2 separate regions of the Mus musculus genome follow, and region 1 is linked to region 2. Evidence: chromatin loops called from intact Hi-C (ENCODE). Cell type or tissue: gastrocnemius. All regions are shown on one strand. Links, peaks and the distances in the headings refer to the core of each region. The heading gives the core; the rest is flanking DNA. Region 1 overlaps Snap25 (synaptosomal-associated protein 25). Region 2 holds the start of Mkks (McKusick-Kaufman syndrome).

Evidence for each region. Hi-C counts contacts between places; a loop is a spot of excess contacts. Peaks named below come from ENCODE experiments on the same cell type or tissue, not always from the same donor. Only the 100,000 strongest peaks of a DNase experiment are listed, where the experiment ranks them.
Region 1: it touches region 2 in a loop (2.0-fold over the local background); 3 of 42 quality-filtered maps call a loop at or near these places.

Annotation. Positions count from the first base shown.
Region 1 is chr2:136,729,878-136,746,301 of GRCm38, forward strand. All of the region lies in intron 1 of Snap25 (synaptosomal-associated protein 25), which reads left to right. Among named protein-coding and RNA genes, the nearest start is that of Gm32659, 24 kb to the left of the region's middle. In gastrocnemius, for the core only: no CTCF peak of the experiment used is centred there; a DNase peak (open chromatin) is centred at 8,587.
Region 2 is chr2:136,879,469-136,895,892 of GRCm38, forward strand. It overlaps Mkks (McKusick-Kaufman syndrome), which reads right to left and starts at 11,938. Exons shown (of 6, transcript NM_021527.2): 1 at 11,575-11,938; 2 at 6,005-6,232; 3 at 783-2,171. The coding sequence starts at 1,767. Slx4ip (SLX4 interacting protein) reads left to right here and starts at 12,700. Exons shown (of 8, transcript NM_028834.3): 1 at 12,700-12,893. In gastrocnemius, for the core only: a CTCF peak has its summit at 7,582 (motif pointing left); a DNase peak (open chromatin) is centred at 7,581; H3K4me3 peaks cover 472 bases; H3K27ac peaks cover 178 bases.

The DNA of each region.
Region 1 (16,424 bases), core at 4,297-12,296, 150 kb before region 2:
GCATATATTTTATCCAGCAGCTATTGCATGCCAAGTGCTTCAGCAGGCAACGGGCAAACAGGTGATCATAACAGGCAAGATCTCCTTTGGAGGTAACATTTTAAAGACAAGAGAGGGATAGCCATCACATTGATGGGGCTGGGGAGAGGGACAAGAAAATTACCAGATAAAGACAGGGTCTACAAAGAGACCAGACCGGAGATGACTGGGAGAGGATATCTGACCGTTGATTTGCAGCCACAGGCAGCCCCAAGCCTGCTCAACCTTGGAGGATATCAATCCACAAATGCTGTTGGAGGGGTGTGGGAAAAATTGTTAGGAAAGAAACATACAAACCAAGTTATGAGGGCCTGGTGAGGAGTTTTGCTTTGGATGAAAGACTCCAGAAGGTCTAAGAATTTTAAGAAGGGAATTAACTTGGTCTGATATATTTTCTTTTTCACATAAAGTGGAGCAAGAATGAAAACAAGCCTACTAGGAGGCAACTGCAGTTCCAGAGTTGCACCTATAGGTGAGGAAGCAGGCACAGAAAGGAGGGTGGAAAGACTTACTGAGAGCTTTCTGCTAGGCAGGACTAGCCAGCAAGGAAAATAGCATCAATTAACCAGGTAACGGCACCAGAGAACCCTACCTATTGCCTCTTTATCACATCCAGTAAAGAATGGAGGCTGAGTCTGCCTCCTAAGAATGGCAGAGTTTGTGTACAAGCAAATTCAAGCAAAACTCACAGGAACATGAAGGAAACAGGATGAAACTGGGGAGAGTTAAGCATGGGTATGGGATCAGGTCAATACTGTGCCCCTGATCCCCAGGGATCTCTGGAGTAAAGATTGCATAGAACCCAGCTTTGAGATTGGGGAGGTGACTTTTGAAGGCTTATATTACTCAGTTTTTGGAGGACTGTACAAACTCCCAGGCATCTTCAGGGGAGGATGCTCCTCTTAGCCACAGGCAGGGCTCAGTAGAATCCCAAATGGGAACCCTGAGCCACATCAATGCAGCATCTGAGAAGCAGACACACCTGCCAGGAAAGACTAAGAGGAATAGGGTTAAGATACCTGCACCGTTTCTTATAATGGTTATAACTTTCCTGTGAGAGGACAGAGGGGCAGTGTGGGTTAAGAAAATATGAAGAAGCATAAGGCCCAAATGTCTAAATAAGTAAGTTAGTACAGGAGGCTTGTAACAAGAGAACCCCCCTCCCCATTGCCCACAGATTCTATTTGAACTACCCATAAAGAATCAACTGCCACTTTGCACTCAGTTTATTGGTGTTTCATTCACCCAACTCTCAACCACAAAGCTTATATCTGAATATCCATTCATGCCATATAAAAAGTGAGGATTTGGCCTCTGTTTCTGCAAACAGACAAGTCCAACAATGAATGTAATGCATTAGCAAGGAATAATAGGCTGGGGACATAGCTTAGTTAGAGTACCTGCCTAGCGTTCACAGGATCCTGATAATGTAGGCTATGTCCCACAGCTGTGTAGTTCCTTCCGATGTAAATCCATGGGTTTTGAAATTTGCCTATATATCAGAATATGCAGTAATCTTTTTTTAAGTTTTTTAATTTTTAAAGAGTGTATATGTAGGGGGTGCATGTAAATACAGTCCCAGCAGAGTCCAGAAGGAATCTCTTGTAGCTGGAGTTGCAGGCAATTATGAGCCACCCAACATGGGTGCTGAAAGCTGAACTTGAGTTCTCTTTGAAAACAGTATGAACTCTTAACCACTGAGCCATCTCTCTAATCCCATATCCATTAAAAAATAATAATCCCAGAGCCCAAGCCTGGTTTAGAGTAACTAAAGAAATCAAATTATAATTTCTAGAGTGGTTTTAAACTATAGATTTTGTTTTAGCATAATTTTAGACTTACACAATAGTTGATTAGATGGTTTAACTTTCACCTAATTTCCCATAGCACCTTACAGCACCATGACTCATTATAATCAGAAAATCAATATGGGTCTATTTAGCTAGTAAGCAAAATTTCTGAAAGCGAATACGTTAGCGTAAAGGTCTGTTACAGGCAGAACACATCCTATATTTATTTGGATTTCCTCAGGTTTTCTAGTAATGTCCTCTTTCTATTCCAAGACTTCCAGCCTTCTACTGTGGACTAAGCTGTCAGGTGTCCCCTGTCTTTTCTTACCTTCGAGTGTCTCGATCTTTCTTTATCACTCATGCCCTTTAACAGGCTTAGAAAACATTGGTCAAGTGTACTAGCTACTTTTTATTTCTGTGGTAAAATACCATGACAAAAAGCAACTTAAGGAAAAATGTTTAGTTTTGATTTATGGTTCCAGGGGTGGGGGAGAGACAGACAGACAGATAGAGACAGAGAGAGACAAAGAGAGAGAGCGAGAGAGAGAGAGAGAGCACATAATAGCTGAGAAGGTGTGGTAGCAGGAGCAGGAAGCTGGCTGATAACATCTTTATCTATAAACAAGAAGCAGAGAGAGCAAGTGGGAAGTGGAGTGAGCTATAAAACCTCAAAGCCTACTTCTAATAGTATATTCCCCTGAGCACCTCCTAAAGGTTCTATAAGGTCTACAAACAGCACCAACTGTATGTCTCCAAATGTATGAGCATATGGGAGACAGTATTCATTCAAACCACACCACCATACCACCATACCACCACACCACCACACCACCACACCACCTATTTTGTAGAAAGCTCCCCAAACTGGCTTTGCAATACTTCATAAAACAGAATAAGAATAAACTGCCTTGTTTGGTTGAGCTATATGTTCTTAGGCTAACTATGGCAGAGATGAAGTGTCCTGTTTGTCATAACATGTCAAGTACATGTGGTCAAATCCAAGTGGAGTCACTGTAATGTTACGAGTCATTACTTGCTGATGAGAATGTTTGCAAAGTCTTTCTGTCTCTCTATCTCTCTGTCTCTGTCTATTTCTCTCTATCACACATGTAAACACAAACACTCACATACACACATTCTTTGTCTAACATGTACAGGACCTGGTGTTACATCTCTAGTACTACATATGATTAACAATAACAAATTATCCAATAAATCCCCCCCATCTGCATCTTCATGCCTTGTCTTGCACATTAGCGAGACCAATCTATCCTTGTTCGTTTTTAGTTCAGGATAGTGATGGTTACTATCAATGCAGAAAATGCGTCTGGTTCTGAGAACTTGGATGAGCTATGGACCGTGTCTAGTGAAATAAATGTTTACTTGAGTCTCAGAGTTTACAAAAGTACTGATCCCAGGTTTCTTGGTATTATATTTATGTCTTCATCCCGTCTCCAGACCCAGAGTAGTGCACTGGATTCACTAGGTGTCATGGTGTCAAACTATCAGAGTCACCTTTCATACACTCTGGGAGTTCCCACAGAACTACTTGCTGTTCGTTGTGTGTTAGAAATGAATTACTGGGCTGGAGAAATGGCTCAGTGGTTAAGAGCATTGCCTGCTTTTCCAGAGCTCCAGAGTTCTATTCTCAGCAATCACATGGTGGCTCACAACCATCTGTAATGGGATCTGATGCCCTCTTCTGGTGTGTCTGAAGACAGCTACAGTGTACTCATATAAATAAAATAAATAATCTTTCTTTAAAAAAGAAATGAATTAGTAACTACGTAGACTTATGACCATGTATTATGATTTGCTTACTTGCTACCAAATCCATATTTGGAACATGGAAAAAACATGTAAATCATAACTCATGTTTTATTTTTCCTGTTTTTTCACCTTTTTCTATCATAAACTCATCTCTCTGCTTGGTGTGTGGCACATACACACTTATGTGACCTATAGTCTCAGCTTCAGGAGGTAAGGCAGGAAGATCACAAATTTGAGACCAACTTAGTAAGACTGGTTTCAAAGGAAGAAATCATTTTCTTGCTTATAGTATATGAATGGGATAAAAATATGTCAATTTATTTCTGATCAAAATTATAAGCATGCCTTTCCAGAGCCTGACACTTCAAAGCTCTATGTCAGCCCAGGTAACCTAATGTCAGATAGTACTGGCAATATCTACAGAAGTTCATTAGAGTTCATTCTATTCCTTAATAAGGTGAATCCACTCCGTTTGGAGGTTGGTAGGTAAACTTGGAATTCTAATGATTCCACTGTGAACAGCTAACTCTAAACTATTTCTGAGCTGCCACATTTCAAAAGCAGAATCTCAAATTGGATTTTCCTGGTTTAGAGCAATATAGAATAGCAAGTATGGATGTTATGTGCACGTCTGTGGTGGTCTGAATAAGAATGGTTTTCACATACTCATAAGTTTGAATACTTGGTCTCCAGCTGCTGGAACTGTTTGGGAAGGATTGGGAGGCCTTGCTGAAGCTTGTGTTATGTTATGTTATGTTATGTTATGTTATGTTATGTTATGGGGTCAGACCTTGAGGTTTCAAAACACACATGCCATGCCCAGTTTGCCTTTCTCTGCCTCCTGTATATTGATCAAGATGTGAGCTCTCAGCTATTTGTGTTGCTATGCTTTTGTTCCACCATCATGGACTCTAATTTTTGGAACCATATGCCTAATTAAATGCGTTCTTTTATAAGTTCCCTTGGCCATGCTGTTTTGTCATAACTATAGAAAAAGAACTGAGACCATGTCTACCCATGTACGTGGGGGAGGGGATGATAAGACACAAAACAAGGGAGAAAAGAAATGGAAAGAAGCGACACTTTTATGTTCTTCTTTGCCCTCAGATGTAGGCTGGGTATCTGAGCCCAGGATATTTTGAGAAAGAAGAAGTGGCAGGTGACAGGTGGCTCTGACGGTCACAGGTGAGGAAGGCCTTTGCTGTACACAATTCATGGGTTCTTCATCTGTGTCCTTGCTTTCATGTATGATGCACCCACAACCTGAGTGACTCAGCACACTCGCTGAGGAATCTCACCTCCCAGATGAGTCTCTTATACTTCCTACTCAATGGCTATTTTTTCATTTTGCGACCCCTTGAAATCCAAAAACAGACAAGCTGAGCTAATCATGTGCTTCTAAGTGGCAAGAAAGGGATAGGAGACCTTGGCACTAATATTGATTCTATAGGCATAATTACCAGCCTCTGGGGACTTCACTCTGGCTACAGCTCATGATATTCAGTCAGCGCTAATATTTGTCAAATATCTATTACGTCTCAAACCCTATTCTGGCATCCAGGCCCAGGTTAGCACAAGGGTTGAAAGCACATGTTCTAGGCCATGATCTAAGGGGAAGTTACTCAACCTCTTGTGCCTCATCTTCTATGTATGTAAATGAGAGTGATAATAAGGCCCTTCTTAGTTTACTGACATGAAGCAAATGCCACACTGTTAACTCTGCTTCCTCTGGGCTCACGGGATGACTTCCTACCTCTAATTAAGACCCAGATGACCCCAATGTTAGACAAATAAAAAACTGCTTATGAAGAGGCAAGAATCCTACTTCCCTCTTGGGTTTTGGAAGAGCTGCAGGGGTACCCAGCATTCCAGATCTCTCACAAACTGATGGCTATAATCAGAGTGGTAAAGAGAAGCCAGCAACAATCATCAGTTCCCATTGGTGGTGACATCTGGTCTAGCTCAACAGCATTTGTGTGTTGTAGGGGTTGGTTATAAAATGAAATGTGGTGAAAAAAAAATCTAGTTTCACAGACTCTCTTCTTTCTATCCTAACCCCCAACTTCAACTTTCCCTCACAGAGCATGATAGGCACTAACTGAAAATAAATTTCACTTTCAGTAAAGAAACAGGCTAAGAATAGAATCACTGGTTGTTTCTCAGATGCCATATGAAAAATTTAGATTAAGTCAAGTTTCCTTTGTTCCCCTTGGCCTATTTTCTTTTATTAAAGATTCGAAGGCAGCACCATCCATTTCTGACATCCCTTGCGAGCATGCTTTGTTTCTGCTCTACTTACTGCCTGCTGCTTACTCAAAGTGATAGTTATACTATCTGAAAAACTCCTAATGTAAGAGAATGAAAAGAATTAAGCCATCTTAGTTTGAAGGGCAGGCTACGGAAAGAAGATAATGGCACCATAGTATCCTTAGTTATTCTCAGTATGTCAGTTAGCTTATGCTGTGTAACAAATGACACCCCCCCTTTCCAAACTTAGTGAGGTCAAAGAGATTCATTTATTTAGCTTTTCATTGTGCAAGTCAGTAGTTTGGACAGAATTCATCACAACTCATCATAAAGTTAGTTAGCAAGATCATTTACTGGCTAGTTGATCTACAGTGCCCCTTGCAAAGATTTTTCTCTGTTCCATTGAGTCTACCTCGTGATCCATTAAAGTAGCTAAGGTCATTCACCTTCTCACTGCATGGATACAAAGAGGGATGAAGAATCCCTCATTCCAGGCAAGATTCATTTCCACAGATTGTTTTCCTGATGTCCTAGTCTACTTTCTGTTTATAAACACTGTGACCCAGTGCAACTTGCATTTCACAGTCCACTGTGAAGGGAATTCAGGGCAGAACTCAAGGCAGGAACCGGGAGAGGCAGGAACTGAAGCAGAGGCCAGGGAGAAGTCTGCTTACTGGCTCACTCCTCATGGCTTGCTTAACCTGCTTTCTTATATAGCCCAGAATTACCTCTTTGGTATGTCATGGTCCCCAGAGTACTGGGTCTTCCAACATCATTCATCAAGACAATGCCTACAGGCCAATATAATGAGAGTATTTTCTCAAATGAGATTTCCTCTTTCCAGACATCTCTAAGTGCTATCGATTTGAGAAGTGGGGAAAAGAACTAACAAGGGCTAGTTCAGCAGAATCCCCTGGGTGGCTCTTTAAAGCACAGATGGCTGATGTCCATCCCAAAACACTTTGTGACTGGTGGGACTGAATCCTCGGAGTTTGCATTTCTAACCCACTCGCAGGAAATGCTGATACTGCAGGCCCATCCACCTCACAGTGAAGTGCTCTGTTCACAGCAGAATGGAGGAGCACACTAGTCACTCTGCTTCACAGAGGAAAAAATGCAAGCTCAAATTTAATGAGGAGGTCATGGACACACAGCTGGATGACCCTTTCTAGTGCTAATTCATGGAAAACCATTAGTCCAGGCTGCTTTCACCTCACACCAGAGCCCATGTCTTACTTCTGGTGAGACTACAGCGCTCAGAGAGGTTGTTCAACACTTCCGCAGAGCTAGGTATATTTATACTGCAGATGGAGAGACTGCAATCATTTATTTCCCCATTCATTCATTTCCTAATGCTGGACCCTCACTGTGAAGGCCTATGGACGAACGTGGAATGACTCTGCAAGTAGCCTCCCCAGACTGAGACACAAGTTGTGTTTCTCACTAGAGGAATAACAGTTTTCATCAAGTGAGGTCTGAGCAGAAAGAAAAGCATCAATACATCACCCTTTAAGGCTACAGAAAAGAACCCTCTCCAAAGGCTTTGGTGCTGTTTCTAAACAACTAAGAGTCTCTTATTGCTTTTGCTGGGTTTCTTAGGGGGAATAAAAGAACCATCCTTATACATTAATTCCCTCCTGGCTCTCATGAAATGGGATGTAGCTTTTCTGGTCATGGTCTGAGCCTGAAGCTTTCCGGGTGTTCATACTTCTGTTCAGAGTGTGGTCTGTGGACCAGCAGCCTTGTGAATCCTGTAATGAAAATGCTAATCGCAGGCCTCGGCACAGACCAACTGGCCTGGGCCACTGTGGGAAGAATTCAGGGCTCTGTATGTTAAACAAGCTCTCAAGGTAAAAAAAAAAAAAATTGTAGCTAAAGTTTTAGAAGTATTGTTCTTCAAAGCTGCACAGAGCACATAATCAGCCCTCGTGTATGGTTTCTATGTGAATAAATGCAACCAATCGCAGAGAAAATCTGTTCATTTTTTTTATCAGTGCTGAACATATGAAGACACTTTTTCTTGTCATCATCCCCTAAATAACACAGGATAATCAATATTTACATGTGATTATATTGTACTTCATACAAGTAAACTCTTAGGAGAGAGGTCTGTGTCATTTTTTTTTAAGTGTCACAAAAGATGTATAAAGACAAAAGTCCAGCCAAGTTGCCCTAAAGACCTTCAGAAGTCTTTTATTTGTGATTCTACAGCGGGATAATACCTTGCTCTCTAAAGTAGAAGGAGTGTGTGAATGGACATAGCAAAGGAAATGGGCTGTTCAGACAGCAAAAGGCTCAGGAAATAAGGAATAGAGAGTGGAAAGCAGGTGTCACCATTATCCCCTTATAGGATAAAGCAGAACCGACCTCATCATGCCAGTTAAAGCTAACTTGTCTGGGCACATTAGTATCTCTCTCTCATCTTCACCCCCCCCCCACACACACACACCTTTTTCAACGTTAGATAAACAATTTAGTGTTGGTTGGGGACATGGAAGTTTACCAAGAATGACTTTAAGTTTGGCACATGGGATTAATGCATGGCATAGCTCAAACCAATGGCCTCTCACACATTTTGTGACAGGAATGTGTGCTCCATGGTTCTCATGTGCCAGGCACCTGGACTAACCCACTTCCGTGTGAGAACCAGTCACAGTGAGCAGGAGGACATGAAGAACCCAAAGGCAAACAGAACAGAAGTGCCAACACTGAATGCCTAAGAGTCACAGAAGCTCCCAGAGGAGCCCTGGGCCCAGGCCAGCAGCCTCCTCCAGGAGATGCTGTTTGTGTTGACTGGAGGGCAGGGCAGGAGAGAGGATAATATAAAGGCGAGTGTACAGACATTTGGAGGATTTCAGTAAAGGCAGAAAGCCATTCTCATTGGGCCTGTTCCTAAAGGAACAGGGATTAATAAGCCTGAATTCTGATCCCTTGGAAATGTCAAACAAACCTGAGGCTGCTTCCAAAAAGGAACACAAATCCACTTGGAGGAAGATGCGATGCCCTTGTGATTAAAGCAGCTAACCTTTCCTGCATGGGTTCTTTTTCTGTTGTGTTATTCATGAACTCTTTCATTTTTGCCACATCTCCTGAAGTAGCCAAATGCACTGCAGGACCAGAAACTCCTGTTTGCTCAAAATATGTTCCTCTTCAAAAGGGAACTCATGGAAATTTTAGATATTTGTAAAGCTACAAAAGAGGAAATCTTAAATCTAGGGAGCTGATAAGACCAAGAACCTTGGGTACACTAGTATTCACTGAGTGCATCTACTGTCACATAACAAAGACAGAGTAATGAAATTCATAAGCTTGCTTTCTTACATGGTCACCAAACCTTCTACAATCATCTGTAACTCCACCATCTTTAAGGGGAAATTGAAAAATCTCTTGTTTGTTCTCTAGAAGATTTTGAGGATATTTTCTTACATTTAGGTACACTGAGGACACACAAACAATTTTGTAGTGGCAAAGAATAATTTCCCTTTTCCTTTAATTGAAGGAAAATTTATACAATGTATTTTGACCCTCTTTTATCCTCCCCCAGATCTTCCTAGATCCTTCCAGATCCTCCCTCCCTCCCTGCTCAACTATATGGTCTTTCTCTCACGTTCAAAAAACAAAACAAGAAACAACCATCCCAAAATAAATCCCCCCAAAATGAAAATGAAAACAAACAAAAGACCAAGGAGGCAAAAATGCCAGAAGAAAGCAGAATAATATAAATAGTTCACAAAAATACCACTGAGGTCCTTTTATGTTAGCAAACTACTCCTGGCCAGCCATGGAATAAGTCCTGAAATGTGGCTGATATACCCAGTGAGACTCCACTAGAGAAAACAAAATTTCCCTTTGCAAGCAAGTATCAATTGCAATAGCTTCTTAATTAGGGTGGAATTCCAGGTCCACTTCCCCCTCTATCTAGTTTGAACTTGGGCATGTTATGTGTGTGTTGCCACGGTCCCTGCCACAGTGAATTTGCATTTGCATCACTCCTGTTGTGTCTGGAAGGCACTGTTTCTATGAAGTTATCCATCTCCTCTGGCTCTTGCACTCTTTCTGCCTCTTCTTTCACACAAATCCCTGAGACTTTGGGGGAGGGGTTTGACGAACACTCCATTTAGAGCTGAATATTCTAAAGTCTCTCACTCTCTGCACATTTCCCAGTGATTGGTCCCATCTACTGAAAGAAGAAGTGTCTTTGAAATTCGCTAAGTGAGGTTCTGATCAGCAGGCATAACAACATGCAGTTAGGAGTTATTTTATTGCTAAATTCTTTTGGCAGACTGATGGTTTTAGGCTTTTTCCTAGGCCTAAAACTTATCTAGACTTGTCTACTCTCAGGTTCTTGGGAACTTTAGCAGAATCAGGTATGAGTACCCTTTCACAAAGTGACCTTAAATCCAAGCAGAAAGTGGTTGGTTGCACACATAGCATTTGTGCCATTATTGCATCAGTATATTTTGGAGGGCAGGTGACTGCTTTATTGTTGCAGAATTTGTAGCTGGGTAATATTGATGACTACCTTTCTCTTCTAGTAGTATGCAGAGTACTCTACAGATACTAGTAATAGTGTGAATCTTTGTTGATGGACATATAAACTGTTTCCAGTCTCTCTGTAGTATGATGTAGAGTCCTTTGAGTATATGCTGAAAAGGATCTTGAGGTAGATGAATTCTCAGCTTCCTCAGAAAACTCCACACTGATTTTCATCATGGCTGTACCAGTTTGTACTCCCATCAACATGAATAAGTGTTCCAGTTTCCGTGCATCCTCATAATATGTGCTATCATTTGTTTTGTTGATCTTGGCCATTCTTACAGGCAGAAGACAAATTTTCAAAGTAGTTTTGATTTGCATTTCCCTAATGGCTAAGTGTTGCTCAGTCTGATGTGTTTCATCTTTTGAGAACTCTTTGCTTAGTTCTGTACCCCAGTTTTAATTGGGTTATTTGTTGCAAAGGATGATTTTTAAAGAATTAGATCATGACTTTTACATGAATCTGTAATAAGCATATGCCAAAGATTGTTTTAGATTCCCAGAGTATCTGAGGAACAAATATTTATAGTCAGTCAGGAGAGGAAAATTGAAATAAGTTTATTAAGACAATTTCTAGCAGATTAGTGCACTATGATCTTTGTTGACAATGTATTTTCAACCAGAAAGAAAGAATTTGTATCTACAATGGGTCAAGGGCCAAGCTCATTTGTTTAGTCTTCTGTAAACAAATATCCACCTTTAAAATCTAATCTCTGATTAAGAAGAAGCAAGGGTAATAACTATTAGGGGATGATAGATGCATTCATTTTCTTGTGGCAAGGGCTTCATGGTAATTTATGAGATTTTACATTTAATATGCACATTTATTTATATCAGTTATACTACAATAATGCTGTTTAAAAAAAAAGAAAATCGTAAATCACTGGATGAAGGCACCTGCCTGTAATGCCAGGAGTTGAGGAGCTGAGACAGGAAGTCCTTGAGATCCAGGGCAACCTGGGCTACAAGGTGAACCTGGACAGTTAAACAATTAAACAGATATTCGAAGAAAACCATATCTTAGAAAATTTTGTAGTCTTTGAATAAGTCTAAAGGTATTAAATGCTCCAACACAATGAAAAAGAATGATTTTCTGTCTTGTATATTTAAAAGTTGGGTAGTGTTTTTAACATTAACCTAAGTAAGCAATTCTGGCTCTTTGGAGTCATTTCCCACCTCTGCAGCTCTGTGGCTTACTGCCTCCAGGACCCAGAGCTATGCATTTAAACCCTCTTAGCCTTGCATTCCTACCTATAGAACTGAGGATAGTAAAGACATTAGGCTGACTCTCATTTAAATTAAAAAGGCTAATGAGAAATAATGGCCTGCCATTCTTTGGCATTTTCCACTTAAAGTCTTTAAGTGACATAGGAGGGTCCCTTTCCTTCAAGCTTGAGGACATCTGAGAGATTGGCTTCAGTTAGGAAATCAGAAAGACCTGGAAGTCTGCTCTGTTGGCATTTGCTAAATCAGAAGCCCAAGGTAGGCTTTTGAAGAGTGTGATGACCCTTACTGCCGACCTTCCAGCTTTTCAAAAGCCTGGTTGTTTTCACAGACAGGCAGGAGTGAAGCTCTTTAAAGTTAGCTGTAACTTGCTCACCTTGCCACACCCTGAGTTCAAGCCAGGAATCAAACACTTGCTCTTCCCAAGAGCCTGTTATCAAAACAAAGACTAGATGGGGAAGGATGTGTGTGTTAGAGTAATCCCTTCCTGCCTTTTGGAATGACAGTGTGGGACACACTCACACCTTCTCCTAGACCCTCCACCAGTTCAGAGCTGTAGTATATGACTTCTCTGAGGCCACACAATATTGTTGAAAGCATTGCCATGAGCTACCACATACAAGGACCCAAGCAATGCTTTCTAAGCTCCCAGTGCTCACTCTTGTTCTCATCAGGGCTTTCAAAAACTGTCAGCATGATTTCTTTTTATGCATGCTATCAGCCATTCCAAAGGTGGGCTTGGGGATACTGATACAAGTTATCTGACAGCTATATATGCAGTACAATGAGATAAAAAACAAACTTCTCTACGTAGTCTCTGTACTCTGGGCATTAAACGAAGGTTTGGTACCTGCAGAGGGTTAGTCAGGCAGTTTGCAGGGTGACCTGGCCAGGCCTTCCATCCTGCTGCCTGGCAGGGATCCCTCTACAGGATGTGTCATCATGTTCCCACAGAGCCCACAGATGGCATGAACCTGTTTTTAAGATGGCTCCTCCCTACAGCCTGAGCTGTAAGAGTCCCTGAAGAGCTCCTGTTCCAAGCCCTGTAGGTCCCTCATGAGATACCCTGGGACTGCCTGTCAGCCTCCTTCATAGCTTCTGTAGGCTTTGCTGCTGGAAAACAAACAAACAAACAACCTAAGACTTTCCTCACACAGGGAGCTATTTCATCCCAATGCCAGAAATGCCTGCATGTTTATGTGCCCCCCAAATGTCCTTAGCTAATGACTGCTCTGAAAGTACAGAAGCTCGGCTCCTGTTCTACTGAAGGACATGTTCTAAGTGGCGTGTAAAGTAGAGCTTAGAGCTCTATGCTCCCTGCAAGATAAGCCACATGCAGGGAATCCACCTTGCTTGACCTCCTTTCTTTGGACTTACTCTCTCATCTGCTTTCCTGGTCTTCTCTAGGAGAACCCCTTCAGTAAATTGTTTGCATAGAGACTCTTGGCTCAGGGTTGAGAGAGGCCCACCATCTCTCTCTTAAAGTCCCATAAGAGAAGTGCCTTTCTGAAAACAGCTTGCTGAGTCCTGAGGGGAGGCAACCTTTAAAGTTCCAGACAGATGGGTCTTGGCTTAATCAATGTACTCATCCCAGGGCTTTTGTTCAGGCACACTTTGGGACTAAGAGCTGAAACAGCATTGGGTCATTCAAGACATTAAAAAGTTACTGAGAATTATCTGGGAAAACATCCATTACCCAAAGGCAAGATCTGCCTTGCCTCACTTCTAAAGGGAACATTGTAATATCCTGGGAAGTGCTGCTGATTCAAGAACTGCTGCACATGGGTGCAGCTTTGTCTGTGCCACAGAGATCTCAGGGAAAGGTTCCTAGCTTTCTCCACCAGTTCAGCAAGCACAAGTGCTCTAAAGCTTCAGATAGCTCCTTTATTTGCAGTAAAAGGACGAATCAGACTTAATTGCATGCTAAACATAAATATTTGCTACCCAATGCCCTTGAAACATAAGAGGGTTCCCTCCCTGGAGGGACCAAGGCAGCTTAGAGACTAGCGTTAGGAAAAGGGGGCTTTCTATAAGCTTGGCTGTCAGTATTGGCTAAATCATAAGTCCAAGGTGGTTAACGGTTTCTAAACCAGTTAGGTTTCCAAAAGCCTGGTTGGTTTCACAGACACATATAGAAGAAAGCACTTTGTGCTAGATTTGTGTTAGATTGTTCAAAGGCTCATCAAGTGATCCCTGATTACTTGGCCACACCCTTAATTTTATTCCTTCTCTGTAGTGTATCCTTCAAAAGAGCAGGGCTGTGGGGGTGGGACTTCTCTGAAGCAAACCATTTGCAAGACTTGTTCTCTGTTGCTGGGTCATAGGGGAAGTACAGTGAAGGAGGGGTCTCAGATTCAAGGAAGCAGAACTAAGAGTGATGATGCTAAAGAAGTATAACATTATTATTATTATTATTATTATTATTATTATTATTATTGTTGTTGTTCATTTTTCAAGACAGAATTTTACTTCTGTGTAGCCCTGGCTGTCCTGGGACTCACTCTATAGACCATGCTGGCCTCGAGCCCAAGGATATGCATCTTTCTCCCTCCAAAAGGGCTAGAATTATAGGCCTGTGTAACCAGCTTTCTCATTTAATTTTAATTTTAATTCTTTTAAGGAAAACACTTTGCAGTCCGGGTACTTTATTTCTTTGTGTACATTAGGCCATGAATTCATGTGGAGTGGACTCCAGCAGCTCAGGCTCTTTTCCGTTAGTTCTCACAAAGTGTGCTTCTCTGGGTGGCGCAGGCTGGCGCTTCAGCTGAACCCAGGGACCCTTCTCTTTGGCTTCCTTTTTCTTCTGGTCGTTCTCCTTCACCCACTTCAGGAAGCTGTCTCTGCTCTTCGAGTGCTTGATGTGCTCAATCCACATTGATCCTCTTGGCCAGAATTTTGCCCTTAACTTGCTTTTTCACAATGATGCTGGGTGACATTGTAAACTTTTCGGGTTTTGCCATGGTAACACTTATGGGGCACTCCTTTTTGAACAGTGCCCATTCCCTTGCTGTCTATAATATCACCCTTCTTGTAGCTTCACATGTGTGTGGTCAAAGGAACAACTCCATGTTTCCCGAAAGGCCTAGAGAACATATACTGGGTGCCTCTCCTCTTTCCTTTTGTGTTGCTCATTTTGGCGAGTTACTGGAAGATGGCTGCTGCAGCCGAAAGCTTACTCATTTTAAACAATGATTTAGTAAATCTACCTTCTCTGCATTGCATCTCGGGACTCATATAGAAGAGAAAGCTTAAATTCCTCACTCATTGGAATTTTTTTTTCTGTTTTCTTGAACAAGATTAAAAAGGCCTTTCTCCTTTTCTGTATACTGTTTCCCTTGACAATTTTGAATTTCCAAGTCTTTGTGTGTATGTAAGTGCATGCATGTTCTCCTTTGACACACATGCTCCCCCACACAGATACAGACATGCCAAATAAAATGGTTTCTTTTTTAAATTCAAGCACAGAACAATGAGATTGTGAGTTCTTTTTAATTTTACGAAAAATTAAATAGATAGGTGACAACAATATATAAAAATAGGTCCAACTGGATCCAGAATTAGTAACCATTACTCTGCAGTTCCCTTTCTATGTAGGGAAGGCTGGGGTGTAAGCAAGGCTGTGGAGGTTAACAGGAGCAGATGGATAGAGGCAGGCTGTTACAGACAAAGCCACAAGCTGCTTGTGGGCAGATTAAAGGCATCTCAGGGAGGCTGAGCTCTGGTTGTTTTCAACACTAATGAGTGCTCTATAAATGAGCCTGAGTTAAAACTAGAAGGAGGTGTTTCTAAGATGCAATAATTGTTAACATTTAGATAAGAATGTAGCCTGATACATTCAGTTCTAGCTTTGCCAGGCAAATTTCAAGTCTATTCAAAGTGCAACGTCCCGGGTTTTGTTTGTTTGCTTGCTTGCTTGCTTGTTTTTGTTTTTAACAGTGTGCTCTATTTTAAACGGCACGAATCAGGCAGTAATGAGAAGATGTCTTAATGACAAGGAACTGCTGAGAAAAATAGCAAATCAGACTTTGGACTTTTCCCACTTATACAAAAGATACAGTTACCACGATTAGAAAAGTTGACCTAAAGAGTAACACTGGGGCAGGGGAATGTCAGGAAAAAAAATTAATTAAATTTAATTTAAAAATTTAATTATTCTAGTCATATAAAATATTTTTAAAATAAAACATAAGGAAATCATGAGTTTAAAAGGGTGAGCTGCAAGGCTCCATGAAATAGTGTCAGAGGTTTTTAAACGCTCATGTTCCTTGGCCTGTGAGTCTACGCTCATGGATAAGGAAATAATACAGGATGTGCTGGAGTCTCTGTGTACATAGACTTGTGGCAGTATAGTTTATCATTACAACATAAAAGAAAAAAGGGGAGGGAGGCAGGCAGATGGACTAAACACCCAATAAGATTAACCAAATAAGCCATAAATGTATATCTATGATGGGCCACAGGTCAGTCTTTAAAGTGGCATTTGATCAATGTTTAATGAAACATCTCAGAAAAGGATTGATAATTGCAGAAAAACTGGGTAATACATGTTAGTTTTGACCACATTTAAAAATAAGCTTCTGCCCCTCTCCGACCTCATACAGGCACAGATGCACATCGAAGCTTCCTGGTCAAATTTAAAATAAGCCACATGCATTCTGGGACCCATTCTCAGGGAGTCTTATAGAATTGGTCTGGGGTGTGACCCGGCAGTGGGTCTTCATTAAAGCTTCTCAGGAGATTTTCAGTTTTCTTTTCAGGTTTGAAAATCTTAAAAGTAAAATAAAAATAAATTAAAATAAACAAAAAACAACAAACAAC
Region 2 (16,424 bases), core at 2,998-10,997:
ATACATGGTTTTTAGTGAACTTTAATTCAGTAGGTTGTAACTCACAAGGCAGGTGTGATAGCTTGTGGTCAGAACTTTATGACTAGCCCCAAAACACAGGTGGACCTTGCTCAGCAAAAGGCAACCACTGCAATCAAAATGAACGTAACTGATAATTTGAGCTTGTCAGTGCAGTTATGGGTACATTGATTTGAGAGGTGACTCATATGAGAAATTCAACTTATTTTTGTCCTAACCATGTATGTGTGCTTTGCCTGCTGAGTTTGTGATTGTTACTCACCAACTAATTTTAAAGGTCTGAGGGCCAGGCCTATTAGCATCCGTGTCAGTAAAGAGTGCCCTTTGATCTTAAGAACTCAGCTATAGATATTCTTGGTAAATGTCCAGCATAGATATATTTCTTGGAGTTATAATAAAAGTGGAGAAAATGAAGCATTCCAGCCAGAAAAACCATGTCCTGAATGTTAGAGGATTTAAAAGCTTTGTAAATTTAAGACCTTATACTTATGTTAGACCTTTCAACTGCCTATACAATATCTGAGGGTTAGATCACAACAGACTACACCTGAGGTTGGGAATGGCCACCGCCGTTCTAGTTTTTAGTAACTGGGCAATGGGATCTTTTCTAGAAACAACAGACATGCTTACAGATGATATAAATGCTGTAAAGTTGGTGGCTTCTAAAAATGTTCAAGGTATTAACAGTAACACAAACTAAACCTCTCTGCTCAGAAAGAGTGATGCATTAACTTTAATGGGCAAAAGCCAGGAGAGCCTTTTACCTGTCACTTTGCTTAGAGATTCCATCAGAGTCACCCCAACTCTGTCGATGGCCATAACGTGGCGCTCACTGAAGAACTGTTTCAAAGATGGGTGGATTACTTTTTGGCACAGGACAAGGTCTACATGATCAGTGACTAGTCGCCTTCCTAGATTAAGCAACTGCTCTAAAACTGCATTCTCAAGGGACACTTGGTAATGGGCCACCACCACTCCTTCTCCAGCATTAGAAAAATCTCCAGATAAAGATGTACAGAAGAGTGCCACCCTAAGGCCACTTGCCTTTTGAGTGGGTAATAACCTCCTTAATTGAACTTCTGATGCTTCAATGAGTAGTCCAGGTAATACAGTAGAATCTGTAACTCTTTGGCCCTTTAAGGGAACAATTATACTCTTCCCTAAAACCATTCGTTCTTCTGTACTTTCTGGAATTGTAAGTAAAAAAGCTTTCAAAATCAAAGCACCTATGTGATCTGTTTCCTTTCTGGTGAGCATACAGGCTGGTTTGCTTGTTAAGATACTGTGTACCAAGCTGAGGAAGGTATGTGTACTTCTGAAGTCAACTGGGATTCGACAACTACAGGCTTCAGACTTGAGATAACTGGTACAGAGACTCAAGAGGTATTTATTTAATTTAATAGCAGTTGCGGGTGTCAAATCTAGTCTTTGAATATTTTCAATCAAGTTGCAGCACAGAATGGCTGTGAATAAGCCGCAGTCACTGAAGCAGGACACGTGATTCTGCACGGATGACGTTAGGATCTTTAATACGGGATGGGTGACTGAAAGGTTTCGAAGCAGGGCTGAGGACTGTGAGGTTGTGTACACACAACCTCCCAATCCATTGTGTAGCTGCTTCAGCCTCCCTGAAGGGCCATAGCATGAGGCTATGACTCCTTTCAAGACAGAAAGTGTGGACCTGACTTTCTCACTTGTCAATGGTTCAGTTTTACACAACGATGGCTTCTTAGCTTCTAACCGAGACATCCTGCTTCAGGTGTAACTTGTGAAGGCAGCTTTAGTTTGTTCATATGGCTTTCATTTTATTGCACTGTCATGTGTTTGAACATTAAAGACTGGTCTCCAGGTATGAGTCTGCACATGCAGCATTACCAGCTACAAAATCAAGTGGTTTCAGACAATAACCAGCATAGATTAATTTAATGACATTAATAATCCAAAGTCTTTATTTTGCTTCATTCTTCAATATTCTTTTGTCTGCCTCTGGCCTCAGACCTCACAGACTCTTTTGCAACTCTCTGTATAAAGTATGTTCCAAGATGGACGCCTATGAAAGTCACCCCAGCCACAAGAAGCCAGTTCTTTCTAATCCAACTGGGGTTTTTCATTTCTTCTTTTATTATCAAGTTCAGATTCAAAGTTGCTTCTTTCTATAAGAAATTAAAAAAATTTAGAATAATTCCATAATACTTTATAGGTAGCAAATTTAGTAATTTTAATACTCTGCTCAATTTTAAGAAAGAGAATGTTAACTGTCACAAGCCTACTGGAAGTGAGAAAGGGAACCCAATGGACTTAATACTCCTTTGCTTCTAGAAGACAAATGGCACATTAGAAAACTGAGGCTTTTTCACCCTTACTGACTAGTGTTCACAGTAGTAGAAGGTACTCTGCACACTACCCTAAGAGAAAGAAACATCAACCCAGCTACGAACCCTTTGACCTCCAACAGTGACCTGTCTGCACTATTGCTGGTGCACTAGTGGTACAACCATGTGAGTAAGCAAACACTACGTGATTGGATTTTTAGGTCCATTTCATGAAACAGAACCCATGCCTGACACTGCCAAAGTGGTCAATAACCTGAAAATAGATACTTAACCTAGAGGAAACCCCAGTTATTCTGTTAAGAGATCATGGCAATAAAATGACTCCTATTATAGATTAGAATCTTGTTCAGCCGTCATCAGAGAAGCTTCTTCCTGTAGTAGATAAGGACTCAGAGTCTCACAAGAGGAAAATGTGCAGAGAATGAGAGACCTTGAAACACTCAATCCTAAATGGGAAATCTTCATCAAACCACAGGAACCACGTGGAAGGGGAGGTATAAAGAGTATAAAAGCTAGAGGTGATGGATGACTCCCAAGAAAACCATCTTCCAGACATAGTAGTATGGCACACACATAAACTCACAGCAACTGTGGCAGTTTGCCCAGCGCCTGTACAGGTCCAAAACAAAACGGTTTCCAGTGCTGAAAATTTCTTTATTTGGTGTAATTAAAAAAAAAAAATCATTGTTTAGCTTTGAAACTACGCTTGAATAGGAATGTATAAAGATAAAATCCTGTCTGTACATAACATGACAGCAAGATAGCTATGATGGTTAATTTTAACTGTTAGCTTGACACATTCTAGAGTCACTGTGATGGGAAACTCAATGGGGTAATTACTCAATTAGTGAGAGACCTGCAGTGTGGGTAGTACCATTCTCTAAGGAAAGGATTTTAGAAAAAAAATTAACATATATAAATACACACATACACACACACACACACACACACACACACACACACACACACATATATATATGTATATATATATATATATATATATATATATATATATATAGAGAGAGAGAGAGAGAGAGAGAGAGAGAGAATGAAAGAAAATTGGGTGCGTCAGTGCTCTGTGCTCTTGACTGTGGATATGAGACTAGCTACTTTAAGTTCTTGTCACCTTAGATTCTGCACAATAAAGAACTGTAGCTTGAAATTGTAAGCCAAAAAATAAAAAAATTCCCTCCCACCTTAAATTTGTCAGGATATTTTGTTAAAGTAACAGGACAAGAAACTAAATCAGTAGTTGCTAGTATTCCTACTGCACAAACTCATTAGTATAGTCTGCATTTAGTTGAATCAATCTGCAAAACAACTATATTAGTATACAAACTATGCTATAAAGACTCGGTTAAAGTCAGAGTTAATTTTATAGTTTTAAGTACTAGTCTATTATTTTTAGAGTCCTTAGTTAACTAATGCTCACCAAAATGTTGATCAATGCAAATAAATACAGAAGCCCTAAAGAATGTCCTAGCCAACCAAGAGAAAAGGGGGTCATGACTCGTCACAATCTCTGCACCACACAATGTCATCACATCCCAGTGGAGATGCATGTGTGCAGCAGCAGTCCACGTAAGCCTAGGGAGTAAAGTCCATGCTGGGAGGCATGAAATCCTGACAACTTAACAAGGTGAAGATAGTAGAATTATTTCAACGGTTATTTTAGATTCAGCAAAATCTTAACAATAGTAGTTATTTTTAATAAAATCTTAAATCGTCTTCCTACTTTCTAGAGAAAGGGTCCCATGTAGCTCAGGCTGGCCTCAAATATCCTAGGTAGTCAAGGGTAACAATTAACTCCTGAGCCTCTTCTCTTCAGACATATGAGGATTGCTGCATGTACCATCAGATCCTCTAATGTTTTTTCTTTGTTTGTTTTTTCGAGACAGGGTTTCTCTGTATAGCCCTGGCTGTCCTGGAACTCCCTTTGTAGACCAGGCTGGTCTTGAACCCAGAAATCTGCCTGCCTGTGCCTCCCAAGTGCTGGGATTTAAAGGCATGTGCCAACACCGCCCGGCCCACTCTAATCTATAGATGACTGAAGCATCAACAAAATTTTGCTTTCTAAATCAAGAGAATGTAAAGTGTTACTAAAAATATGATTGCAGACTACTTTCTCCTAAAGAGAATTAGGGCTCTTTGTAAAACTGACTCATTTTAGGCCTGAGGCAAAAACTACTCAAGCTGAGATTTCCACCAAAGACTACTTGGGTCACGTCAAAAATCCAACATAAGCACCGACTTAGTAAGATGCAAGAAGGGACACTGAACACTGCAGACATGGTGATGGCCATGGAGTACACACTGTGTAACCACACGCTTAAATTGACAGCAGATACTCAAACTGCCAGAGCACTGATGCATTTGGAAGGCAGACAGCATGTTCCTTTACCTATTCTGTACAAATGCATTCTGGGCTAAGTGACTAATTGAGGGGCAAAATTGAAGCAGAAAAGAAATGGTCCAGAATTTGAGCAGCATAATTGGGTAGCCCAATGACAAGATGGATTGGCCCATCACAGTAGTTGGTAAATTAAGGCCATGGACCACAGTACTCCATAGCCTATTTTTGTAAGGCGGTGTACTACAAGGGAAACAAGCTCCTTCACTTATCCTGTTTATTAGTTCATACAGAGCTCAACAGGAACTTTATATTTATGGGCAGCAGGAAGTAAAATGTTAACGTAAATCCTCCTGTCTTATTGTTCTCTCCTATATCCTGGGATTACAGGTGCCGGCCACTATACCCTGTCCTCTAATAAAAAAAAGTTAGTGTGTACCACAATCAACACAATTCTCAGAATGGAAGGCATTTCTACAGAGAACTTAAAGTTTAGGATTAAGTGGAAGAAATACTTCCAATTGCCTCAAGTCAATTCAAATCAAGTCTTGCTGCTAAAGGAGTTTGACAAATACATAGCTGTTTTTTGTTACTTTGTTTTTACTCTCCCAACCCACCTCCCAGTTTGACTCCATATCAATGGATAGGAGAAAAAGGATAGAAAGAGGGAGGGAAGGAGAAAGAGAGAAAAAGACAGAGATAGAGAATCTAATTCCTTTCCTTTTGTTTCTTCTTTGAGCATGAATACTAACAAACTGCATACAACCCCCCTCACCCACAAAGAACCATCAACCCCACCTCCTGGGGCCCTAGCATTTCTATGCTCTCTGAAGTTTCCAGAATTCCAAATATCACACACTTGCAGAAACTATCTGCAGCTGAAGAAACCATGCCTCTGCTAGCTCAGCAGGCAAATCATAGCTGCTGAGGGACAGTCAGAAGCAGACCCATATCTCCACACCTGAAATCCAAAGGAAAGCACTTTCTTATACTATTTCTGTGTTTTTTAAAGACACAGAAATGCCACAATTGTCACTATGCAAAAGTTTTGCTTTTTAAAACTTTTCAAATTTTGGGATTATGAATGAAGGATTAGAGACTTGAATTATATAATCACATCCTCTTGATTTCAGTGATTTTTATTCATAAATTATTTTGAACTGCAAATATGCCTATCTTTGTCTTAAAAAAAAGGGCTATTTGGATGTACCTTAACAAAAAAAATAACAGTTTATTTATTTTCAGTTTAGTCTTTTTCTTCCTGGGAAATAATACACTGTTGACCAGATTTAATGGAACTTACCTGAAAACTGCAAGATGGCTACTTCTCCTAGGTTTGGCTCTTTGGTGGACTTGCAAGTCCCAGACTATCCAGCTCAGTGGTATCGTCCTTAGGAACTTGGAAGACAGGGCTGCTTTTGATTCTGTGCCACCCCAAATGTATGAACCCAATTAATGGTACCATAACCATCAGAACTTTGTACTCTCTCCAGAGATTCTGAAAGCTCATAGTCTGTTGACATCAGCACACCTAAGAAAAGATTAAAAGGGAAAATTAAATCAACTCCAAAACATAAATGGTCTCAAATCATGCCAACAAACACAAACAATATTGTATTTCAATAAAATTTCACTTATAGCTTGGAGAGATGGCTCAGTGGCCTTGCTTTTCTTGACGAGGACCTGGGTTTGGAACCCAACAACCACAAAAACAGTTTACAACCATCTGTAACTCCAATTCCAGGGGATACAACACTCAGGTCTCCGCTGGCATCAGGAACATATTCAGTGTGCAGACATATAGTAAAGATAACTACTAATACACAAATTTAAAAAATAAGTTGACTATAAAGATATTTTTCAAGCTGGGTGGTGGTAGTGCACAGTTTTAATATCAGCACTTAGGAGGCAGAGGCAGATGAATCTGAGTTCGAGGCCAGCCTAGTCTACACAGTGAGTTCTAGGACAGCCAGGGATATACAGAGAAACCCTGTCTAGAAAAAATGGAAACAAAACAAAGAAAAAAGGATATTATTCAAAAGTTTAGAAGGAGCTTCTGCTTGGGAGCACTGACCTAGAATTTCCACAATGGTATGAAGATGAACGCCTCCCAGTGTGTGGGGACATTTGTCACAGTGGTAAATGAGCCTAGTGCATCACATTTCATGTTCTGAGCCTGCCTTGGATTGCAGAGGTTGACCATGGTCTCATGCTACCTGCCCTAAATCAGAGCACAAGTGTCTACACCATCAATTCTGCCCTAAATCAGAGCACAAGTGTCTACACCATCCATTCTGCCCTAAATCAGAGCACAAGTGTCTACACCATCCATTCTGCCCTAAATCAGAGCACAAGTATCTTATAGTTACACCATCCATTCTGCTCAGATTAGCTCCATTCACCCTAGCTCGTTTTTACTACGGAAGGAACACTGCCTGAACGAAGTTCTACACCTCCACCTTGTTCTAGTCTTTTGGGCAACCATCCATATGGGCCACCAAGGGACAACAATGAGCTACATACATCAGACCACAAGTATCTTTAAAGTCTATTTCTTTTCTATGATGGCAACTCTTCTCTTTTCACTTCTGCATTAGGAGATTTTATCTCTTCAATTCTCCAGTAAGACTTTAGTCAGGTTTTATGTGATTGTTACATTCCCAAGCTGAAAGAAATGACAGTAAAATGGAGAGAGAAAAGGCAATTACATGTCCTAGAAAATCCTAAACACTTGGGTCTCGATATCAGATTTCTCTGTTCTGTAACAGTGCCAGTTAAAACAATTGTTTAGTTATTTTCTACTAACATTTGAATACAGGGTTCTTTGACTTTTTAAAAAAGAGATTCTTATTCTGTCTATGAGGTTTCCTGGGCGCCATCTGCTGGCATTCTGGGCAGTGTGAAGTTTCCTTCGGCTTAAAATATATGAAAAACAAAACACTCATGAAGAGAATACCAGCGAGGTTCTTAAAATTAATTGACCTGGCTCTTGTGCTTGGGATGTCTGATATTAACTATTACTTTGTCTTTAATGAAAATGTTGATGTTGGATAGTTGTAAATTCCAATCATTGACTTGAATAGTTCTTTTAAAAATACTGTCCTTATAAAAACAGTTGTTATTTTCAATTTAAGCAACAGTCCAAGTTTGGTCTTTAGTGTAGACACCAGGCACAACTGAAAAAATGGCTAGAAGAGAAGATTCTTAAAGTTTTCCTCTTAAAGAAACAACCTTTGAAGAAATAGCTATGTCTAACTGGACTTAATCATCATGCAGCATATAGTGCCGTACAAGTACAGATTTAAAGGAAAGGAATCCATACTGTGTGCACGCCTAACCTGTCCAGCATGGCAAAGAGAAGAATGGTTTGCCCTCCCCCCACACTTTGTAGATATCTCCCCTAAAATGGCACAAATTTTGTTAGACTTTTCTAGTCGTGTAAATACACATACACCAAATTAAAACTAAACTTCTACTCCCAGTGAGCCAATGGTTTGCAGTTGAATTCTACAGTTTCCACTCTACAATCTTACTGCTTTTCTCACTCACCACTCAAGGACAGCTTGATCAACATCTAAGTTGGGGAAATCTATTTGATGTCAGTAAAGGTAATTAAAACCAAACAATACTGAAAACCTTATATGAGCATGTCACTAACTATAAGGTCTAAAATGCAACTGATGGATGCCTGAGAAGTACCAACCTTCTGGCAGTCTGTGATTCATTAGAAAGGACACAGTGATTTAGAGCTGTCTCAGATGTCTCCCATTCCATTCCACTGATTTTTAAAATTATCATCTAATATTATTATATCTGAGTTATAATTATCCTGATTGTCATCTGGCCTTGGCACTAGTGTGGGGAAAGAGAATGGAAATTATGCAGACTGTTCTGGATTAAGTGTCCAGTTGTTTGGCCCTCAGTGTGACAGCAGGGTTTTTATCTGTCTCTAAATTCAAAGGGCCAATTTCTACCCTTCATCCTTTTTGAGATTTTCATTTTTTTCTACCTTTGTATGGGATACTGATCCCTCTATTTCTTGTCCAGTCTGTAAAAATGTACTTGTTCTAGATCTCATTTTAATCTTCCCTACTGCCTAGATTAAGTAAGCGGTACTTCTGTTACCTATGGTCTAGTCTCATTTGCTGTCAGTTCCAACCCTATTGGTCCCTCTTCTATGTCAACCTACTACTCTTAAAGGTCATCTTCCTCTGCACGCTTGTGACCATTTTTCTCCACTATAAAGAAACAAAGGTTGTAATCTCAGGCCTGGGAACTACAAGAGAGTCACTGAGAAGATAGCATTATTCCAGGTCATCCATCCTTCAGCAAAAGAGCAAATACTTAGATGACATAAAACTGTCTCACAACTAATTAAAACAACAAAAACCAAACTGATCTGAGTCATGAACAACAACAAACTTTCTTTCCTTCCAAACTGCTGTTATACCTGTATTTTATTGGGGGGGGGGGGTCAGACAAAAAGAAAGAGAAAGCAGGGCTGGAGAAATAGATCACTCAGTAGCTAAAATCTTTTGCAGAGGACCCACATCCGGTGACTCAAAACCATCTGCAACTCTAATTCCAGGGGATCTGACAGACCTTTAGGTCTTTAAGGGCACCTGCAACTCAGTGCACATATCCAACAAGGAGACACACATCTATACATAATTGAAAACAATACAAGATTAAAAATATACTAAGCTATCCAACTCAGAAATCTGGATATAATGTATTCTACATTTCCCCTCACTCTTCAAGACTGTCCACATCCTGACATCTCAGATGATCTTCCTAAGATGCAGTGACGACACTTAGGACCTCTAAATGACTTTCTTGTTTTGTGGTCTCATTATCAGTAGCACTAGTCACTGGGGAACTTAGTAGAAATGTAAATTCTCAGGCTGAACAACCACAGAAGCCAAACTCCAGGGTAGTGTCGAGGAACATTTAATACGATTCTCAGGAAGTCCTAAAGCTGAGTTTACAGGCGACTGTTTTAGTGACCTCGATTGTCACTGAAAACCTTTATACTCCTAACAGGGTTACAGTTTAATCTGTTATTACAGCATACAAAGGCCATCCAGATTTAGTTTTTCCCAACGAGTTTTCAGAAAATCGAGTAAACCAGGTCAATATGGCTGAGTCATAAAGCAATAACTTAAAGGGATGAACTGTAGATTCCTATCGCCTGGACTTCAAATCTCCCCTCAATCCTCTTTACACCTGTACTGTCTCAGCTAAGTCACTGGCAAGAGTACTAATGAGTTCCACATCAAGAACCTGCTGTGCAATACACGCTCCTGCCGCAGCCTGGACTCAGTGATAGATAGGTAAGGACTGGTACTCAGTGATAGATAGGTAAGGACTGGTACTGTGCTTTGATCACCGGAAAAGGGAGGATGTGTTTTTCCTTTGCCTTAAAAAAAAAAATGTTGTTGAGATTCCATGAGGCAGGGTCACATGTAACCTGTGCTGGCCTCCAATTCATTATGCTAGACAAGAAAATGAAAATAAAATATTCAGCTGGGCGTGGTGGCGCACGCCTTTAATCCCAGCACTTGGGAGGCAGAGGCAGGCAGATTTCTGAGTTTGAGGCCAGCCTGGTCTACAGAGTGAGTTCCAGGACAGCCAGAGCTACACAGAGAAACCCTCTCTCTAAAAAACAAAGAAACAAAAAAATTAAATTAAATAATAAAATAAAATTTCAGATTCTCAAGAAACAGGTTTTGTGGTTTTGTGTGTGTGTGTGTGTGTGTGTGAAAGTGTGGAAGCCAGGTAAGCAATGAAGGAAATAAGAAAACTTTTACAGCACAGAAAAGCTGCAAAGACAGAATGGATGGCACTTATGTTTGTCTGAGGACAGTTAATAAAGAGTTGGCAAGTGATCAGATGTGTGAACTTCTGGATACCTAATCTACATATACAGAGGTGTTAGGCAATACCAGAAATTTTGAGCAAACATGACAATCAACTTTAACTTCTATTACAAATTAGTTATCTTCAGAAAATTAATTAGAAACCAGTAAATAACAATAACGAAAAACCTCCAGACCACCTCACATCCAAACTATACATAGTTGCTTATTTGGGGTAATCTCTCCATGGCAGGTTGTGCATGTTTGATATCAACAGACACTAACCAGACTCTGTGTCCACTGAGGTGCCTGGGTCATGTTCAGAGAATAAGGGGAAAAAGCAAGAAATGATGAGAGATATGTAAATCTCAGAAACTGGCTAACAACCCGAGAGTAAAACTCCAGAATGACAACTGTCTTTTTGCTTGCCTTGAGTAGTTTAGGCTGTTCATTTCCCCCAACGTGTCAACTTATTGCTTTCTCAAGATGCCAGCAACTGTAAATAACGTGCATTTTAAAGGTATTTCCAGTTCCTGTGGCATTATGGGTCTGTCATTTCAGTTACAATTCTTGTGCATGTGAGTTTGAGGAAGCTCTATTCAAACTCTACCTGATATTGGTCACTCCTCCTCACCCACACTGATCCATCATCAGATAGTCACATCCTGAAGCTACTTTGTTTTTATTGTTGTTGTTTTGTTTAGTTTGTTTGTTTTCCGAGACAGGGTTTCTCTGTGTAGCTCTGACTGTCCTGGAACTCACTGTGTAGACCAGGCTGGCCTCCAACTCAGAAATCCGCCTGCCTCTGCCTCCCAAGTGCTGGGATTAAAGGCGTGCACCACCACCGCCCCGCTCTGAAGCTACTTTGAAAGCTGTCCTTGGGCCAATCCGGTAGCCAGGTGCCTCTGTATCCCCGCCCCCAAATACCCTTGTCCCAACCACTCGCGACCTTTCCGTGCGGGGACGCGGTGAGGCCGCAGGCTGGCTTCTCCACCAGCGGCCTGGCCCCTCTCACCTGCCCACCAGCAGCTGCACCTCTAGGTCAGGCCACCTTCACCACCAGAAACCAGAAATCGCGCTTGCACAGCAACCAACCACGCAGCGGAGCGCCACCACCTTTGCCCTGCGCGGCAAGAAGGCGCATGCGCAACTCTATGCTCACGCGCACCACCCCTCCTTCCCCCGCCCCTCTTCCGGGGTTTGCGTGAAGCTCCCGCAAAGGAAAGCTGCGGCCGTCACCGGAAATCTTACGGGCAGACGTGTATTCTGTCTGTGCGCGCTACCAAAATTGAAAGGTCACATCACATCACATCACAGCACCAAGAAGGTGGCAGAGCGTGCGGCTCTCTGCTCTCTCGAAAGGTATTTGTAGAACGAATGAAGCTGTTACCAGTCCTAGGTGGCGTTTCCTCTGTTCTGACCAATCACAAGGCGCCTTGCCCTGTCACTCAGTTGTCAATTCCCACCTCTCTCAGGACGCCCTAAGCTGTAGAAACTGGCTCCGCCCTGCCGGTCCGAGTGACGTCAGAGAGCGAACATGCGCAGACAGAGCCTGTCGCCATGCAGGAAACTTCCGCCCAGTCTAGGAGCGGGGTTGGCAGAAGTCGGGAGTCTTCAATTCAGTGCCGGATCCGGTTGGTTAATTTCCTTGGCTTTGCCTTTCTTTTTTTTTTCTTCAGAGATAAGTCTTTTATTCTTTTGAACCACCCGAAGCATTATGAAATTATGTTTAAACATATTTTATTTCGCTTTTCTCTGGCACCGTGAAAGGCACCTTTATTTTTCAACGTATCTTTTAATCTTCCTCATTAAAAATATTTTCTACTCTTGCCCTATAGTTTTGTGATACGAAAAACACGGCTTTTGTTGTTGTTGTCCATCAGTACATATCGTTGACGTACAGTGATACATTATCTGCCAATTGTATTTGTGGCTTTTCCAACCTCTTAAAAAAAAAAAAAAAATCCGCTTTGGCCGCCATTTTTATTTTGGTCTCCATAAAGCGTTGATATCATCGACAGAAGCCATTTTTCGTTTGGGCAGTTCTTTCCGGCTATCCCATTACCTTAGCCAGGGCTTCGGGCGCCATCGTAGGTGCTGGCAGTGGCTTCCAACCGAATGAAGTCGATAATGCCATCTTGTGTTTGGGCGCTGGTTGCATTCTCTAACGTGCGAGGGGACGCTGGGAAACGGGAAGTAAGCCAAAGCTGCTGAAGCTTGGTCTGCCGCCTTTTTAGTCTGAGTTTTCCCGTTCAGGTACTATACTAGTCCACCAGTGACCCCGGACAGTAACAAAGCATTACAGCCCGAACCCACCTCCCGCCACCATCGTAGGTAAGAGCGTGTGATACTTCGTTCGGATAACCCAGCTCTTCCCTCAGTTGGACCGAACTGTTTGGCCATCTTATACCAATACGTATTTTTGTTTTGGATTTTGGGACTTAACACAATTTTTCTCTTAGGTATTCCTTCTCTTTCCATTAGAATTGTTAAACACCACTGTTCAGGAAGACTGAGATTTAAAGGGACAATAACGTTGAGGGAATTTCCGTAGAATAACAAAGCAAAATGGATGGAACAGCAAATTTGATCATTAATTGTATGGCTTTCTGCATCTATAGAGGTGAATATAGCTCCCAGAGGACTTTAAAATGTGATCAGCTGTGTTTGTATATTCTTCCCATTCATTCATTCATTCATTGAATTTGTTGAATACTTAGCTAGTTTTGTGCTATAAAATATAGAAGTAAACTTCAAAACAAAACAAAACGAAACCTCCTTTTCATCCACTTGCTTTGATATATCCAAAGCTGGGACCAGGAACATAATGTTCTAATGTTTTTTTTTTTAGCACTGCTGGACAAGCAACTTCATGTTCTCACTTCTCGTATTTCTTGGATACTGTATATAGCCATAATTGTAAGGCTAATAGTCCAGGTAGCATGGCCTTGTTGCTCAGTGTAATCATCGACCAGCCATCCCAGCATCTTCTGGGAGCATGTTTCTTGGAATGAGTAGAAGCTGCACTTGGGCACAGTATAATAGTGACTTGGAAACTTTGGACTGTGGCTTACCTTAGCTTTTTGTAGCACCAGGCTTTCTTCTGTGTCTTCTTGTATGAGAAAAGAAAATCAGTAGTTCTCAACCTTGGCTGCCCATGACAGTCACCTGGGAAGCTTCTAAACCAGACTTCAGACCAGTTGCAGATAGAAATGGAGACTATGTGGAATATAGATGACACTAAGGTATTTGAGACATGGTTTTCATGCTGTTAGGCGTAAGATTGGTTTTCACCTTCCCTCTTGGCTTTACTTAAAATACCATGGAGACAGGGAGGAGTATTAGGTTGGGTGGGTGTTGAACCAATGTCCCAGTGACTGGTTACCTTGTCAACCAGCTTCCCAGTAATTGTTACTTTGCCATATATGTCTTTTCCTTAGTCTAAGTGGGAAAGAAGAATGAACACCATTTGTTTTACTGAGTCTCACATGAATGTTTCCATTGTGGATATTCATGTTTTATGAGTATGTAGGAAAACATTATTACACTGAAATATTGCTTGTTTGCAATTTTTACAGTGCTACTAAGGGTAGTGATGTAGTGTGGATGGGTAAAAAAATCAGTTCTGAAACGTCTTCCCTGACTGTACATCCTACTTCCTTCACCCCAGCTCCATCTCTGAGATCTAAAAGACAGTTACCCACCCTTGTGCTTGAGTTTCCTAACTTGTAAGGTAGGACTCCTGTGAGAGTTAGCTAAGTTAATACAAGCAATGTGCTTCCTAAGTACCTGGCATGGGCTGGAGAGCTGGCCCAGAGTCAAGAGCTGTGTGCTGTTCTAGACAACCTGAGTTTAGTTCCCAGCACCTATGTCAGGCAGTTCACGATTGCCTGTAACTCCAGCTTCTTGGGAACTCAGAGGTGTCTGATGTCTGCGGGTGCCTACACTCACATGTGCAAAGGTGCACACAGTCACACCCCCATGCACATAAATTAAAAAAATTCTTTTAAGAAGTACCTGGCATATACTAGCAGCTATGAAAATATTACCTGTAGCTGTATATTTTATTATATTATAATTACAAGTTTGGATTATTAAGATTTTATTTATACATTCCCATGACTGAAATTCTTTGGCTTTCCACTTTGTGCATCAATTTGAAAAACAAGGTGGTCTAAATACATTACCCAAGGCCAGGAAGATGATTTTTAAATACATTTTTTAAATCAAAAGATCTTCTTTTAAACATAGCCTTATTGAGATGAAGTTGTAGTACAAATAACAGCATTTCTTTAAAATGTACCAGGTGATGTGTTTTACATATATAAACACTGGTGAATCATCATCACAGTCAAATAATGAACATACCTATCACGCTCCAAAGTTTGATCATGTTCCTTGGTAATTCCTCTAGCTACTTTTTTCTAGGCAGCTGCTGACCTATCAGTATAAACAAGCATTTTCTAGATTCTTATTTCAATTGGAATCTCGTACTATGGTTTTTAATTTGAGAGGGAGTATGAGTAATTATTTTGAGAACCATCTTTGTTATATTGATAGCTCATTTCTTTCTTTCTTTTTTTTTTTCTTCCTAGTTAGTTTTTTTTTTTTTTTTCTTTTGTGGTGCTGCAAATTGAAGTCAGGGCTTAGTGCTTGTTAGGCAAGTGCTTTATCACAGAGCTACAGCCACAGACTCTTCAGCCTGTTTGAATCGCTAACTGCTCTCAGTGTGTGGCTATACAGTCATTGTTACAACTCACTAACTGATAACCATTGAGATTTTTGTTTTCAGTGTGCTCATTTTTGCATAACTATGTTCTTCTCCAGATTATTTCAATAGAAAAAAGTTATTAAAAAAGTTATTTAGTGCTGTCTATATACTATGAAAACAGAAGAATATAGTGGTAAAATATTTTGTGTTGGGATTACCTTTCTCTTATATAGTTTATGCCTTAATTTTTTATGAAAAAAATATGCCATTTTAGAAATGCAAAATGTGTGGCTGGAGATGTAGCTCAGTGGTAGAGTTCTTGCCTAATATGCATGTGGTCCTGGGACCAACCTGCAACTCTGTATTTAAAAAAAACAAGAAAATTCAGGTCTCAGGATTGAACATTTCACTGGCTAGGCAAGCGCTCTATCACTGAGCTATTATTCTAGCTACCCCCGGCCCCCGACATTTTAGTTTTGAAATAGAGTCTTACTAAGTTGCCCAGGATAACTTATAATTTCTGTCAGTCTCTGGAGTAACTGGGATCACAGGCTTGACCACCTGATTACTTATTTTTATTCACTTTTTAAATTGTGTGTACACATATGTATCTATGTGTGGTTATGTGTGAGTGCAGGTGCCTGTAGAGCTCAGGGCAGGGTGTAGGATCTCCTGGAGATGGAGTTACAGATGGTTGTGAGCTGCTGAGGTAGGTAGGGACTTACTCATGTATGTCCAATGCAAGAACAACAAGGTCTCTTACTGCTGAGACATTTCTCTAGGCCTAGGATTATTATCTCTTGATTATTATCTCTTAGATATATTACTATATGTCTAATCATTTAATCTGCCTTAAATCTTTAAAGTTTACTATGACTATGTTACTTTTAAGGCTTCTGGACAGTAATCCATGTACATTAGAGATTTATGAGGTATCACAGTAAAGATTTACAAAGGTACACTAGAGACATCACAGAGCTCCCAGAATACCACTTATATTTGAAGGTTTAGCGTTTCTGTTATAGAAAAATGGCCCACCAGTTTCTTTTAATAGTACTGACATTTAAAATAAACCAAAGCTGGCTTAATTTGATTTATGTTACTATGGAGGCAATATAAAATACTGCTTTTAAAGCATCTTAGATATAAAAGTT